Regions from separate parts of the Homo sapiens genome. Here region 1 is linked to region 2. Evidence: chromatin contacts called from ENCODE Hi-C or POLR2A ChIA-PET data. All regions are on one chromosome and are shown on one strand. Each heading gives the region's core, a stretch centred on a gene start or an enhancer-like site at or near the end of the contact. The rest is flanking DNA. Distances are from core to core; before and after follow the strand shown. Region 1 holds the start of PPIE (peptidylprolyl isomerase E). Region 2 overlaps MACF1 (microtubule actin crosslinking factor 1).

Region 1 (6,754 bases), core at 3,428-5,927, 310 kb before region 2:
ATATCAAGAAAACTGGGAAAGATGAGCTCAGGCAGGAATTTCTCTCATAACAGAAACAATCACTTTGGCTTTGCTGAGAAGCTCAAACTCACTTGTTTCTCTAAAAAGGTGGTGCATGCCCTTCCCAATGTGAACCATCATCTACTCCTATCTACCAGGAAGCAGCATTTAGCATCTACTTCCAAGTAAATAGAGACAAAAAATGCAACTAAGGCCAAACTGCAGAACATCACAGGGAATCTGGAAGTTGCTCCTACTCACCTGGCCTGGAAGAGCCTTCCTTAATTCTCATTGGTTTGGCCAAATTGACACGAATTGTACGTCCAAAAAGCTCAGATTCATTCTGAAAAGATTGAAAATCCAGCTGCTTAAACTCTCTTAGGTTAAAAGAGGGCCAGCCAGCTTTCCATATACTTCTGAGACACACTCATGATTTGTCCTCCCTTAATCCCTGGGCCTCTACCAGTAAGCTATGCAGCCACCCCAAAGCCACCTGTGGGTTTCAGGGAACTCACACCCCTTTCTTTCATAGCAGCACACAAAGACCTGTATTACCAAAAGTAACTCTGGGTTCAGAACACTCCAAAATTACAAAAATAAATGCAGTTTCCCAGTATTTGAGTTCACCTTCAAAAGTCAAGATAAGCTTTGAAATGAAAGAAAAATGATCTCTGACAGCTGATGAATATGTTTGGTGAATGGATAACAGAACAACAAATAAAACAACATCTCATTATCCAAAGATAATCGGTACCAGGAAAGGTCATTTAAGGTGACTCCACTTGAAGTGGTGATGAAGATTTCGTGGTAAAATTGAAAAATTTTAAAAGGCTGACTGGGAAATTACTGTGATGAAACTAAAAATAATAAAAACAAGTTTCTTACCATTAATATTCAGGACTAACTATGCACTAATCGGTAGAAAGAAATGTAACTTGGTAGAAAGAAATGTAACAGGTAGCCCAGGTAGCCCTGTTGGCTTGAGCCTGTAATTCCAGCTACTTGAGAAGCTGAGAAGTCTTGAACTCATGAGTTCAAGATTGTTAAAAAAAAAAAAAAAAAAAAAAAGAAAGAAAGAAAAGTAACAGGCACTGAAGTATTATTTTTCCAACAAAATTCTATCAACAGTATGGTATCTTTGCACTTCTTATCAGACATGAAAACTAAAAGGATCTCAAGGAAGGCACAAATACTAAAGAGCATCATCATTTTTCCCAAGGACCTTTCCAGAATATCCAAATCATTTGTATCAGTGATTTGCACCTGCCATAATTAAATTTCTCTTCTCAATTGTAAATTGGTCTAACACTTCATGAAATCCTGCTATTTTGCAAAATATGCAGTTACACCGTGCAATCAATTTGCACTGTGTCTGCAAATTATCCTAAACATGGGAGAGCCAGTGAGAGACTGGTCAACAAGGATGATGAGGACTTACATTATTCTGAAATGGCGAAGGAGTCTGAGTAAGAACTAATTTTATAAGTGATCAATTCACAGTGAATATTTTCATGTGAGAATTTTTACCTCCCCATGCAACCTTGTAACTTTGGAAGTCCAGAACACTGATATATGAATAAGGAGCCTCTGTACCACCAAAAAGCAACTTTAGTTAGAATTAAGATTCCCAGCCATACCATGTTGTCGATAGCTGCTGCAGCATCCTGCCAAGGAAAGACAAAGGTACAAGTTTAGGCTTGCAGCCAAATGCTTCTTATGGTGTCTAAACACATGCTCAGTAGCAAAAATCCAGAAAAATGCCACCTCTGTATTTCTTGCCTAGGTTTTGTGTGTTTCTAACAAAGAGCACTTCCTGGCTGATTTTAGAGCTGGTGGTGCAACAATTTGCCATCTAGTTGAAGGCACAAGAAATAATCACTACTTCCAGGCAAGAATGCTCAATGAACAGGGGTGCATGAGCTAGCTCCTCTGCAGGGCAAGAATGGGAGGGCCTGGCAGGTCTGACATGTTATTCACAGTCCAGTCTGATTATGTGAGAGACGCTTTCCTTAGAACAGCACTTACTTCTGATCTCTCTGGAAGCATCAGCCTAAGGCCCAAAAACCTAACCAAATGGTGAAAAGCTTCCTTTGTAATCAGTAACAACATCACAAACCAAGGACTAGACACTAGTAACACAGACTCTCACCTCTGCCAACTCAAATTCAACAAAAGCAAATCCTCGGTGCTTTTCTACAAAATGGAAAAACAAAAACAAGTAATTACTATGTGGGGTAGTGGGAAGAAACAGGATGGTCACAAAGTGAAGTCAGTTACATGTCGTATCCAAACACCAGAAGTTCTATCCAATCACTATTTAGGAAGAAGGAATCTCATTCTTGATTCTTCTTATACAATATTTTAAGCAATAATAAACTTTGTTTTTTTAATGGACATAGCTGAATAGTAAACTGTATTTTTAATTGATAAGTATTCAATTATTCTACGAAAGCCAAACTTAAAACCTTAACCATTGCATGCAAAGCAATTAGAAAAATAAAGTCATTTGACCTATCAATTATCTATCTAAATATATATTTTGCGCATCAACTGTGCATAAAGCATGAATCCTAAAACCTGATAAAGATGCTCAGTCTTTATCTTCAGGAAAATGCTGAACTAACTAGAAAGACCAAGCACAATAATGTTTATCATAGAACTCAGAGACTAGAAGGCCCTTAGAAAGCCAACATAACCTTATCATTTTGCAAATAAAGATTTCCCAGGCCCAGAGAGTTTAAAGACTTTGCTAACAATCATATGCAAGGTTGATGATAAAACTAGGCCTAAAACTATAATCTTAAAAATGACAACAAAGGTAAACAGAAAACTGAACTGTGGTTGTGATACCAATCGATGGGAAACCCACCCAGGGGTGCAGAGGCCAAGAACCCCCGCCCTCACCCACCCCCATTATGGGGCTAGGCTTTCCCGCTGCCTCATTTAATAGCACAGCTGCAAGAAGGTGCAGGTGGGATGGGGTACCCATCAGGTAGATTAAAACAACATTCAAATCTCAATGTAGTTCAAACCTATCTCCCTACTGGTCTATTGAAAAATCTGTCTTATCTCAACCCAACAGCTGAAGACTCTGGAAAGTATTCAGAGTTCACAACCACATGGCCTCAGAACATTCCTTCTCCATCGAGATCACTGTCACCAGACACCTTCCTGAACTTACCTGTAGTGTATACTAACCATATTTAGAATGCATATTTAGAATTGTGATGTGACTTTAATTTTTTAAGGTATTTTCCTAGTAAGAGGATTCTGAACGTGAGAGACACTAACTCACCTGTTTCATAATCCAGAGGAATCTGAATATCTGTGATGTCTCCAAAAGGAATGAACGCAGCATGAAGAACTTTGTCGTCCACTTCCTCTGCCAGTCCACCTGCAAATAAGCCAAGGGCCTTCTGAGCCACTGATCTCCATACTCTTGCAGAAGTCCTTGCAGCCCAGTTAGCATGCTAGCCAGGGGACAGGACCCTTCCATTCAGTTCTTTGGGTAAACAAACATCCCCCTCTCATCTCTGCCCACCCATACTTATGAAAAATATTCCTCTCTTCGCCCTTCTTTCAGACTCTCATCTAGTCCTGGGATTACTGCAATAGCTTCACAACTGACCTCCCTGCCTCCATTCCATCAACTCCACAAAGCCAACTAGAATGATCTTAGGAAAATGCAAATTTGAACCCGTAACTTTTCGCTTACACTCCTTCAAAGGCTTCCCACTGTCCTCAGGATAAAGTGCAAACTCCTTAGCAGTACCCACCTCTCCAGCTTTTTTGCTTTGCTTCCTAATTTCCTGGGTCTCCCGAATAATGACCCACTTGCCCCCAAGTGTCAGGCTATTTCACACCTTTGCGACTCCCTTGCAGTGAACGGCCTTGCCTCTGCTTCGGTTACGTAGCTAACTCCTGCTCATCAGCTCTGGCATCGCCGCATCCAGAATTTGCCCTCGCTTCTCCAGATGGATGGGTCATTTGTCCCGCAGCCAGGCCCATATTATCATGATCCATCCTCACTACAGCGCTTATCAAAAGTGTGCTACTGAGGTAATTCCACTTTTTTTCTGGCTAGTCTGGGAACTCCTTCCTTTATGGCAGGGGCTGGGGCTGAGCCGTCGCTGCACTGAATGTTTGTAAAACAAATGAACGAGAGGATCCGAAGGGCCATAATACTCCTTTACCGCTCCTCGGGGCCCGCTGGAGCTCAGCGGGCTAGGAAGTCAGAATAATCATTCCGTCTCGGGTTCACGCACCTGAGGTGTGTGGCAAGGCTGTTCACTGCAAGGGAGTCGCAAAAGCAGAGGCCCAAAGGTGTGAAATAACCTGAACCTTGGGGGCAAGTGGGTCATTTTTCGGGAGACCCAGCGAATCGGGAAGCAAAGCAAAGAAGCTGGAGAAGTGCGTACTGCTAAGAAGTCTGCACTTTTTCCTGAGGACAGTGGGAAACCTTGGAAGGAGTTTAAGCACAGCCAGAGCTATCGCCAGCACTACCGCCAGAGACCCGGCCTTGACAGCAGCTCGCCGTCCTCCTGGTTCAGAGATGCGTCCCACCCCACGCCCCGACCCTTGGGGGTCGCGTTCACTCAGACTCCGCCTAGCAACCCCTCCTGCTCACCCACGTACAAGACGCGCTTGGTGGTGGCCATCTTGCTCGCGCGCTTTTCCGCCGGAAGCCAGCACTCGACCCGTCCTCTTCCCCACTGTCCCGCCCCGCCCCCAACGCTTAGCTCTTAGACCCCGCCCACCCTCGCGTTGGTCCAACCGGCATCCCGCTACCCGGATGCACTGGGCGCCTTGTGAGGTGCGCAGTGGTAAACCAAGGGACGTGGTCCTCGCGCTTCCCAGTGCGCACCGTGTTGGGGGAGGGAAACCTTGGCCGAATCAACCCGATTATTATGGGCAAACGATAAACTCTGGTGCTTGGCCATCCTGCGCGTCTGTTTTTGGACAACCTGGGAGCTAAGAATGAATTTTACCTTTTGAAATAGTTGGAAAAAATAAAAAAACTATATTTTCTTGGCCGGGCGTGGTGGCTCATGCCTGTAGCCCCAGCACTTTGGGAGGCTGAGGCGGGCGGATCACCTGAGGTCAGGAGTTCGAGAGCAGCCTGGCCAACATGGTGAAACCCCGTCTCTACTAAAAATGCAAAAATTAGCCAGGCGTGGTAGCGGGCGCCTGTAATCGCAGCTACTCAGGAGGCTGAGGCTGGAGAATCGCTTGAACCCAGGTAGCGGAGGTTGCAGTGAGCAGAGATCGCGCCGTTGCACTCCAGCCAGGGTGACGAGAGCGACACACCATCTCACAAAATATATATGTATATTTTCTTAGCACATGAAAATTATGTGAAATTAAAATTTCAGTGTCCGTAAAGAAAGCTTTATGGGGACACAGCCACGCTCATTCCTTTAAGTATGACTGTGGCTGCTTTCCTACTACAAGGGCAGAAGAGCTATAGCCTGCAAAGCCTACAATAATATTTACAATCTGGCTCTTCAGAAAGAACGTTTGTCTACTCGTGTTAGGTTTTGAAAAGAAGGCAAGGGTTAAAGAAAGACACACACACACACACACACACACACAGAAAGAGGGCGGCTCGACAGCAAACGCAGGCTTTATGTCCAGCATAATAACCTACAGAAGTGGGGAACCAGCCTAATGCCAGTGCCCACCACTGCTTACAGACTGGGCAATTTATAGGTATGGGCGGTAGGGGTCTGGGCAGTATGGGTTGCTGCCTAGCAGGATATTGATATAAAGATGTTCTCATGATGAGGCGGTTTGGCCCTTGTTCCAGTGGGATGTCATCATGGTGTCCCTTGGACCTTTGCCCAGGAAGATATGAGAGGGATGTTTCTTTAGTTGGGCCTTTGTCTGCCTTGTGGTCGGGTGGTTAGGCAGGATGTTTCTCACAGCCCAAACCCCTGTGAAATGTTTCACTTTGACCAAGGTCTGCAGAATAGCAGGGAGCTTACAAAATGGTGCAGTTTAGAGTAACATCTTGGACTAAACCCACTAATATATAAATTACAGGTTGACATAGTGGTAGGAAATAATGGGACCATCTATTTTATATGGAGCAGGGGGTTAAGACCTTCCTGAGGTGACATTTAAGCTGAATTCTGAAGGAAAAGGAGCCAGAGAGAGGAGGAGGCAGCTTCCGCACACTCAAGGAACTAAAAGACCAGAGCCTGGGATGGTGGGGTGGAGGGCATATCAGGTGGGAAAGGTAGGCAGAGGGCCACATCATGAGGGTGCTGTAAGCCTTCTGGAAGATTTGGGAGCTTTGAGAAGCTGCTGAAGTTACAACAGGAGAGTTACATGCTCACATCATTTTAGACAGTGCTCTGACACTAGGCCCAGGATGGGTTGATTGGAACCCAGGAGACCAGGAAGTTAATGTAGTAGACTAAGGAAGAGTTGATAGTGGCTCTGTTCCTCCAATCCACTTGTCCAGGGTGATTTTTTTTTTCTTTTTTTCTTTGAGACAGGGTCTTGCTCTCTTACCCAGGCTGGAAGGCAGTGACATGATCATGGTTCACTGCAGCCTCAACCTCCCAGCCTCAAATGATCCTCCCACCTTAGCCTCCCGAGTAGCAGCTGGGAGTACAGGTGCACGTCACCATGCCCAGCTAATTTTTTTTTTTTTTTTTTTTTTTTAGAGACAGGGTCTTGCCATGTTGCCCAGGCTGGTCTCAAACTCCTGGACTCAAGCGATCCTCCTGCCTCGGCCTCCCAAAGTGCT
Region 2 (4,469 bases), core at 1-2,500:
TAGGGGTGCTAAGAGACACACTTTTCAAAGTACCTGTGGTTTGTTTTAGAAGAGCCTGACCATTTTTAATAGCTTGATCTACATTCTTCTTTCTATTAACAATTTCTTCATTTAAAGCCTGAAAGGAAAGAATACCATTAATCCTGAAACTGTGGCACTACAAATGAAACAAAATGCGAGACCTTTAAGAGATCAAATTTAAAGTAAAGAGATGAATACTAGTTTAATTTAAACATCAGATATTTGATCCCCTCATCTTCTCCTTGGTTAGCCCATTGACTATTCAAAATAATTAAATCAGATACCTATAGGCAAGCTTTCCTATGCGCTGGATGAGAAAAACTTAGAATTACATCAGCTTTACCAATTATTGGTACCAAACCTGAACCCAAGAAAGGCAGAAGTGAAATTGAGCAAAATTGTCTACTGTGTCCAAAATAAGGAATAAACAGAAAGTTCAAGAGAAGAAATTCAGTAAGAACAGACTGACTTAAATCAGAATCCTGGTTAAAAACTCTCTTCATATTTAAAGTTGACGAAGCAAAAGAATCAGACTATTAGAAAAATTACCTATTTTTACTCTCCCAAACAGATTTCATAAAAATGAAATGAAAAAGGCAAACTCTTCTATTAAGATGACACAGAATCCCCGGAATTTGAACAAATCCAGAAATATCCTAAAAGTTTTTTAACTGTATGATCAAATCCTGGGCACTACACAGATAGATCTGGTTTTGTTAAAGCACATTATCTTTCATAAAACTGCTCAAATAGAATCTTAGTGACCCATCACCTAATAATGTAAATCATGAGTTGGAGTTCAGATGGCCCCTGACTATATACCCTGTACCATCTTCTAGAATTACTGATTTAACTTGTTAAATATAAGTATTTCCATGGACTCATCCAAAAACAGATTAGCAGTCAGCATCAAGTCCACTAACTATGCACTTGTGTATAAAATAAAGTTGAAGTGTTTGTAATGAAGAAAAAAAAATAAATGAAGAGAAACATGAATCAAAATAACAAAATAACAGAATAACATAACCAATAAAAATGGAAACATGAATACCAGGTGGTCAGCATGCTGCCTGTGCAGGACATCCTGTTTGAAATCCTTTACGAACACTGAACTGAGCTTGTCCTCAACCTCAGCCAGCCAGTTGAGCACCTCCACCTCATCCTCCCCAAACAGCCTAGCATTAGACAGAGCTTGGTCAAGTAGGGCTGCCTTCCGACAACAGCGGTCTTGAATTTCACTGTATCGGGCCTGCAATGAGTCTATCTTTTCTGACAGCACACCCTGTTCTGCAGGAGATGTCAGGGAGGAGAGGGACTGCCCAATTTTGACTGCCTGGTGCACATCTGTTGCATGGTTTTCTATGTCTTCTTCCAGAGCCTGGAAATCCAGATGGAAAAAATGAATAACAGAAACAAAATAAATGAAAAGTAAACACAAAATGATGAATAACAAATGATACAACAAATTAAACAATTAAAAAACTCACCGACTGAAAGGCAAAAATAATATAAAAATTGGGAACAAAAGCTGTTTATTCCGGTGGTAGCCTATCAGTCAATTTCTATTTGTATTTCAAGAATGTGACTTTTCCAATTAATAATCTGACCATATTTTAAGTTAAACCCACAAAACACACATCCTCTAGAATGCTGCAGGCAGTTTACTCATTTCTAGGATTTCTAATTCCAGTTTTCTATTTTCATTTACTGTAACCACTCCCTACCTTGTGCCGAATGATCTGCTGCTGTATTTTGGCAGTCTGAGTGCCAACAGGTTCTGAGTTAGCAAGCTTTTTCTCTGTGACAGATAAGAAGTCAGAAATAGGCTCAGCTGTCTCATGGAACTGTTTGGCCAGAACCAGGATGTCTTCCAGCTGTTTTTGCCTACACAAATATATAGAACAAGCTGCTCAGGAAGAAAAGTCACATTAAAACTGGTAATAGTACTATACTCAGTAAAAGAATAGTCTTTTCCAGGTATAGTTTAAATACCAATAGTAAACAGAACACACGTTATGTAGCATTTCGATGTTTTAAAGGATTTCACACCATTAACCTTATTCTCATTCTGTCATAACCTTGTAAGGTGGACAGAATAATTATCCCCCATTATAAAAGAATAATTATCCCCCTATTATAAAAGAGAAAGTTCAGTCAGAAGGCTTAAAGAAAGATTTGTCCAATCACCTGGTGAGTAGCAACAGTAGAATCAAATCTTCTAATGTTCTCCTTATTTAACACAAATCAAAACAGAATGTAGTATATATATCACCTGAACATCTGACCAAAATAAGGTTTAAAGGAGGCAAAAAGTTGTCTGTTTTCATTCTCTCTGTCACTACTACCTTCATTTATGAGTGAAGATATCTGAAGAGTAAAGACTGTATATTGCCTATGAACTAGAACTCCCTCCCCAACTCCCCAAAATCCAGTCAGGCTTCTGGTAATTTCAAGCCCCAGAACATAACTTTGAATCCAGATTTAAGGCAAAAAAACAAAAAAGAAACAAACAAAAAACCTCACGCTGGCTGAATTTGCCAACACAAAAAGCACCCCCCCCAAAAAAAAACCAAACAAAAAAAACTACAGACTTTATAGCTCACTTGGAATCTTAACTCTTATTTAATATAAGATCCATAACTAAGCTTGGCTTTTCCTGGGATACATGACTGTCACTGAGACCAGAGAAGTGCTAAGAGATGTACTTTCCAAAGTACCTGTGGTTTGTTTTACTCTATAAAATAAAAGCAGCAAATTACAAAGTGAGGAGGAAGTCTGGATATTGGAGATAGCCTGACAAGGAACAGACAAGAAAACAACCACAGAACTGTATTAGCATGCAGATTAATAATGAAAGGTCATAATGTTGTCTTTGAATTACTAAAAACAGACTAAGATATGGCATTTGAAGAGGCCTGGGAGTATATGATGCACTTAAGTTCAGCAAACCTTTACTGAAGACCTAATTTACGCCAGGTCCTATGCTAGTTATGCCCTGACAAAGTTATTTTAATAAGAAGTGGTTTAAATAAAAAAAGTTGGCATTTTGATTACTGGAAATTCAATTATGTTTGAATATAAAGAAAAACATATTTTTTAAGTGGCAATCTAAGTCTAAAACTTTCTTTCCTAGTTTGTTTATGCCAGCCTTCAAAATATATCTTCAAGTAATGCAACTAAAACATACAATATTAAAAATTATTATTAAATTTGAATTTCATTTTTTAAAAATTGCCTCTAATTTTTATGTCTTTCTTACTCATTTGATTTTGGAATCTGAAAATTTGAAGAATTTATTGTAATAAGATTAAAGGTATTTTTAGGGAGAAGAGCTAAAAATAATTTAGAAGCATCAAATATCTACTCTTGTTATTTGTTTCTATTTAAAATATTGGCCCAGAAACTATATTAGGCTAGGAGGATGGAAACAAGTAAAGTAGAAGGAAAGAGTCATAAAAATATGCATTAGATAAACAAACCATGACTTTAAGGAGTTTATGGACCAGGAAGGTAAGTACATAAAATAATGATCATAATACAAGGTACAGATAAAGAGTTATGGCAGTGAAGAGGCAGGAAAAATTATTCCATGATTGAGGAATAAAGGTAAGTTTTATAGAAGAGAGAGAGCTGGACAAAAGCATTTCATGAAAGATGTATTATAACCCATAAAATAAGACACAGGGTTAGGACATTGTCAGAAGATATTAAAGAACAGAATATAGTTTACTTCAGCTATAATATTAAGGAGTGAGAAGAATAGTAGAAGCTAAGAAAGGTAGGTTAGGGTCAAATAGAGGGCTTTGAATGGTGTGTTAAAGAGTTTATATTTTATTTTAAGCACCTTCTTAGCACGGCAGGCAGTGTGTCAGCCTCATAATCTAAAGGTTTTATTCTAACAGGGAGTCAATTAAATATCTCTGAGCTTGAAAAGATATGATTAAAGGCTTATTTCAGAAAGGTTCATCTGCAGCTGGGGGATGGGAAGGGGAAGGCCCCAGGGTTAGTGGTAGAGTGATTAGTGAAGAAGCTATCTCTATACACCTAGTGAGAGCTCGTAAGTCATGAACTGAGGGGAGAGTGGGAATTAGAGAAACAGATGGACAGGAAAGACACTGTAAAGTAAAATAGACAGAATTTAGCATGCTGATCGATGTGGGCACAAAGGAGAAATTAAAAAAAGAAAAGTAAAAATGGAGTCGAGGTTTTAAGCCTAGGAAACTGGAAAGCTAATGGTACCATTACTGGAAATGGACAGAGAGAAAAGAAAATAAGCAGTACAAATCTGGAAATACAAGTAAGTTAAATTCTTTCCATTTTGTTTCTTCCACTAACATAGGCAAGCCATACTTTGCAACTCAGGTAAGGAATAAGCCAAGTCATGGGCAGGTGGACATAAAAAGACTGAAGAGGGAATTATTTGAAGACTGCCATAGGCTACCTAGGAA

Evidence for each region. Hi-C counts contacts between places; a loop is a spot of excess contacts on that map. ChIA-PET counts read pairs that join two places held with the same protein, here RNA polymerase II (POLR2A). Pooled maps may share reads with other maps.
Region 1: a map of astrocyte of the cerebellum shows a loop between it and region 2 (6-fold over the local background). The contact joins the promoter of PPIE here to the enhancer-like site in region 2. A Hi-C loop is called at or near these places in 1 of 168 maps with a recorded cell type or tissue (astrocyte of the cerebellum) and 2 of 50 pooled maps. POLR2A ChIA-PET finds 5 or more read pairs at or near these places in 6 of 52 experiments (A673, H1, PC-9 and 3 more).

Annotation. Positions count from the first base shown.
Region 1 is chr1:39,736,805-39,743,558 of GRCh38, reverse strand. PPIE (peptidylprolyl isomerase E) reads right to left here and starts at 4,677. Exons shown (of 10, transcript NM_006112.4): 1 at 4,628-4,677; 2 at 3,296-3,394; 3 at 2,150-2,193; 4 at 1,638-1,664; 5 at 262-343. The coding sequence starts at 4,658. RefSeq lists an enhancer at 4,420-4,629.
Region 2 is chr1:39,424,891-39,429,359 of GRCh38, reverse strand. It overlaps MACF1 (microtubule actin crosslinking factor 1), which reads right to left. Exons shown (of 101, transcript NM_001394062.1): 62 at 1,746-1,905; 63 at 1,073-1,399; 64 at 34-118. Among named protein-coding and RNA genes, the nearest start is that of BMP8A, 65 kb to the left of the region's middle. Within about 2 kb of position 1,250, at least 2 of the 41 ENCODE cell types and tissues checked have a DNase peak (open chromatin) inside an H3K27ac peak, as active enhancers do.